Linked DNA regions of Homo sapiens: region 1 is linked to region 2. A link is a loop called in an ENCODE intact Hi-C map of the cell type or tissue named here. Cell type or tissue: pancreas. All regions are shown on one strand.

What was found. Peaks named below come from ENCODE experiments on the same cell type or tissue, not always from the same donor. Only the 100,000 strongest peaks of a DNase experiment are listed, where the experiment ranks them.
Region 1: it touches region 2 in a loop (2.9-fold over the local background); 21 of 110 quality-filtered maps call a loop at or near these places.

The regions. Positions count from the first base shown.
Region 1 is chr11:12,679,198-12,681,697 of GRCh38, reverse strand. All of the region lies in intron 2 of TEAD1 (TEA domain transcription factor 1), which reads right to left. Among named protein-coding and RNA genes, the nearest start is that of TEAD1, 6.0 kb to the right of the region's middle. RefSeq lists enhancers at 1-662, 682-976, 663-1,380, 944-1,503. In pancreas, no CTCF peak of the experiment used is centred here; a DNase peak (open chromatin) is centred at 1,177; H3K27ac peaks cover 1,857 bases.
Region 2 is chr11:12,793,652-12,796,151 of GRCh38, reverse strand. All of the region lies in intron 3 of TEAD1 (TEA domain transcription factor 1), which reads right to left. Among named protein-coding and RNA genes, the nearest start is that of TEAD1, 120 kb to the right of the region's middle. In pancreas, no CTCF peak of the experiment used is centred here; no DNase peak of the experiment used is centred here.

The DNA.
Region 1 (2,500 bases), 110 kb after region 2:
TTGGTGAATGAGGGTCACATGGGTGATGAGCACATGGTCATGCACACCATCAGACTTCCACTGAGCCACCTACTAAGTGCAGATTCCCTAAGCTGGCTCCAGCTGAGGCAAGAGTTCCCCTACCAATCCATCAGTAGGGGAGATTTTAGTTTTGCTTCAGCTTCACTGGACACTTGAGTGGTGTTCTGGAAGCATTTTCCACTTTCACAAGTTCTAAGCATGAAGGAAGCTGCTTCTTGCCTCCAAATTACAAATGGCACATTCCCTGATTTCAAATTATATAAATGGTAATAATTTTTGCATTTTACGGCTAAGGTAAAATTTAAAGATGAAAGGAAATGAGGGAGGTATTCTGAATGCATAACAAAACTAGAAACCTTTCATCAAAATTTAAAAACAGTATCAAACTTACTCCTTCAATATTTAAAGCAAAAGCAACTTTGAATTAAGAGAATTTCTCGGCTCAGACAATATGAAATGCTATTAAGTATCTGTTTTCTGTTTTTCTCTCAATGACAATACATGACAAGGTCTTCTAAGTGCCCAGGATTTCAAGATGGGGCTGATGGTTCCTTCAGCTAATGGAGCTCTAACTCTAACCAGCATTGTCTCTCAAAGGCTTTGAGATGAAAAGGCAGCCAGGGAGAAAGGATTGAAAGAGATTCCACCAAAGGAAGCATCGGCTCACAATGGTTTCAGAATCAGTTAGCCCCCAAGACACCCCCAGCCACAGTAATGGGTGATCTGAAAATGAAGCATATCAAAATGCTATTGATAAGCTAAATTACCAGACAGCTTATCTGAGGCCCACATCCGCCATATGGTGCCCCAAGTTCTGCCGCCTGTTGCTGCCATAACAATAGGCACGCCTACCCAGAAAGCACCATCAGACAGAAACCCAGCAGCGGCGGCATGTGGGGCAGCTACTGTGTTTACATTTTATTTTGTGCCATTAGCTTTGTTCCTCCCCCTATCCCAGTAGGGATTTGAAACACACACACACTTAATGTCACAAATCCCTGTTACCTGCAGAATGCATGCATGCAGTCTGCATGTGAGCACGTGTACGGGGATAGATCAGGTGAACAGAGAGAAAACCAGATGTCAACTTCAGAAATGGAGCTGCCCAGTGGGGGAGGGCGAGCCAGGCAGGCTCCCAGCTAGAGCTGCAAGCAGACAATGCGCTTTTCTCAACAGGCTCGGGCGGGCGGGCCTCGGGGAGTGGCTATTTAAAACACTTGGCTCCTTTTATTTCACCACCACGGAAGTGAATTCGGTTCTTAAGTGCCAGAGCAAATGAAGTCATTTGGTTTCCGCGGGCTCTCCGCATCTCAGCAGAAGGAGTCAGGCTGGACGAAAGTCGGAAGGCCCATCTAAGTTGTTCTTTCTTACAATTAAAATTGATTCCTGGAGGATTAGGCGCTTGGGCTTCATTTAGTTTTTTTCTTTGAAAAGCTATTAAAGTCAAAGAAAAATTAAGGGATACAGACACTGGGATGAAAGCCGTCAAAGACGACTCCCTTCACAAAATGCCATCAAGTCACAGAGTAAAGAAGGAACAGATAAAGCAATTACCTTCTAAAGGCTTGGTTGGTATAAAAGATTAACAATGATTTCTGTCAAATACATTCATAACAATTGCGTATTTCTCTCTTAGAAGACTCCCATTTTTGCAGATGGTAATAAAATATTCATTTATTTAGTTTACTATCTATTAGAAAAACACTGGTTTTCAAAGAGAACTCAGCAGTGTGTAGCATCAGGTTATACAAAAATGCTTGGATACAGAGCAAAGCAAAAAAACAGTCTCTTTCTTAATATTCGGATCTATTGAATTATTACAGAAAGGCACTCATTTCATTCCCCTAGATTTACTCACACCTAAGCAGACAACATTCTTGGATGAACTTTTCAAATTTTCTTAAACATTCCAAGTTTAAAAAAAAAAATCCCCTTTCAAGTTAAATTGAGATTGCACTTGAACACCATCCAAGAGCAGAGCTGAACTGAATTATGATAATTAGAAAGCTGTGCCTATTAAAAAAAAAAGCAGCACAGTTGATGCATTTTTTTAAAAAAGTTCATGCCAGAGAATATAAGTTCAATATGTTCTCACATAATTAACATTTCCCACCATTAGCAGCAGTTTTTCAGTTTATGTATCAGTAAGAACAACAGTGTTGTATATTCCCAGTCAAGAGTGTTTCAGTCACTTTACACATACATCTAAACCTGTCAGATGCCTAAAAGCAACCAGAATTTCCCATTAGAGATGACGGATGCTTAACTTGTTCATCAATAAGCCAGCTTTTTCTTTTAAGCCCATTTTCCAGGGTCCCATGCCTGCAAATTAAAACTGCTAATGAAATCCTAGGACAGAGCCTTCAAAACAAATGTGAATCACGAAAAAGGATAGAAAGCATTGCATTAGGATAGTAAAGACCAGTTTTAAACAAGGCGGGGTGGGTGTAGTGCATGTAACACACCCTTCCCTTGGCCT
Region 2 (2,500 bases):
CCTTTGCTATATAATATTCTGCCTTCTCTGAAATAAATTCCGTACACTAGCCCCCCTCCTGGCCCAGTTTCTGCACTACTGTGGAAATAAAAAGAAGAACCTGTGCAAAAAGAATTCTCAACCTCAATATTGAAGTCTGGATATTCCAGAAATGAGGACCTCCAGCCCCACAGTGGTCCTCAACTTATACTGTGAATCAGAATAATCTGGGCAGCTTTTAAAAAATATAAACGTCAGTGCCTCATCAGAGATCTGATTCAATGGCGTGGGGTAAGGCTGCCATCACTGTTATTTGTGTTTTGTCTTTTACTGTTCTCAAGCAATCTAATATGCAATCAGGACTGAGAAGCAGCGTATACCCGATTCAGGTGCTTCATCAAACTGACTGCACACCCAAATCACCTGGGGATCTTGTTAAAAATATGTATGTGGTGGGACCTGAGACTCTGCATTTCCAAAAAAAGCTCTCAGGTGATGCTGATGTTGCCAGTTGGTCCATGGACCACAGGTGGAGGAGCAAGGGTATAAAGCCTGGGCCCCAGTCTTTCTTATCAGCCCTCCAAGTGATTCTGACACACCAAAGTTTAGTAGAAAGAGAAGTGGCTTTGGACAGGCTGGCCTGAGTTCCAATCCTGGTCCCAACACTGCCTAATTGTGACCATACCCAAATTACTGATCCTCTTTAAACCTGCACCCATGTATGCAACATGAGAGTTATGGGTTGAATTGCATGCCCCAAAAAGATTTGTTGAAGTGTTAACCCTCAGTACACCTCAAATTTGACCTTATTCAGAGATGGTGTCATTGAAGATATGATCAGTCAAGGTCATACTGGAGTAGGGCGATCCCTTAGTTCAATATGACAATTGTCCTTACAAGAAGATAATGCAACGACAACCCTAGGAGAGAATACCATGAGACAACAAAGTTAGAGACTGAAATTAACAGCTGTGAGATAAGGAAAGCCAAGCATTGATGGCAACACAGTAGCCTTTAAGAGAAAGGCACAGAACACATCCTCCCCTAAAGACTTGAGAAAACATGGCCCTGCCAACCCCTCAACCTCCAGCTTCTCACCTCCAGAACTGTGAGAAAATAAATGCCTGTTGTTTTAGGTCACCTAGTTTACACTATTGTGTTATGGCAGCCCTAGGAAACTAAGACAATTAGATACTAGCATCTCCCTTGCTGAGATGCATGAGACTGAATCAGGTGAAGGTGCTCACCCTGCTGTTCAGGGCAGGATGGATTTCCTTTCCTTGTCAGAGGTACTAGGGATAAGCGCCAGGGAGTTATCATCCCCCTTAAAGGAAAAGTAGCTGCTGAGAGATGTGTCCAGGCATCTGGCCTCTTGGAAGGCATTCACAGGCTGCAGCCACAGCAGCTGGGCCCATTATGTGCATGCACACCCACTCGGGTGCTCCTGCCGGGTTGCAGGAGCAGCTCTGCTCATTATGAGTGGGAACAGTTACAGGCCCGGCTCGCCACAGAGGCCCATTCTGGCCCAGGAGGCTCTGACAGGAAGGCCTCCGGCAGAACTGCGTTAGGAGATGATGTCAAAGTTCAGGGGCCCTCCTGGAGAGGAACAATCAGAACCATCATTGTGACCCTGGCCCTCACCTAGACAGGCTGTCACATGTCGAAAAGAGAGGGATATTCCAAATCTCCCTTGATTACCCAAAATCCATCAACACCATGAGGGCTGTTTTTTTCTTTTTTCTTAAACAGTAAATAATACACAGACAAAGTTTATTCTCACTCTTCAGAATGTACCTGCTCTTAAGCTGTTACACTCCAGCCCCATTAATTTGGTCATCAAATAATCTCAAAGAGACTATCACGCTAATGAGGATAGAGATGAACATGACATAGACCAGACCTGGTGAGAAGAGAAAAAATAATTAATGAACATGTACTGGGTGCTTAGGACATGCCAAATGGACCGCATAAAATCTAGAAAACGGAGATAAGTAACCTGTGCAGGGTTACACAGCTCATACCTAGAAGTGGTAGTAGGGTTTGAATTATGGGCTCTAAGCCCCATTCCCTTCCTACTCTCCCATAGCTATTTCCTATCAGAGTTAGCCAAAGCAAGCGAAATTTAAGACAGTTTTGGGGTAGACCAAAGATCATCGCCATTTTACTCCAGAGCTGTAAGAATGAAATAGCTGCTTCCATTATCCACTTTAGTGTTCCAAAACCAATTCTTCAAAGTAATGCATTTCACATATACTCTCAAGGGATATCCCATGCTCTGACTTCTCCCAGTAAGGAACGGCTTTTGAACAACTGGAGTCAGATCACAATGAGAAAGTGAGTTCTGGACAGTCAGCACTCAGTGAGATCCCCACCAATCCCACTCCCTCAGACAATCACTGGGCTTAACAACAAAGAGATCATCCAGGATAGTTCTCTTTTGATTCATGTTCCACATCCTACATGCCTTTTTCCTAACAATGTCCTTACTTCACCATGTCAGTGGGTTATCTAAAAACGGTGG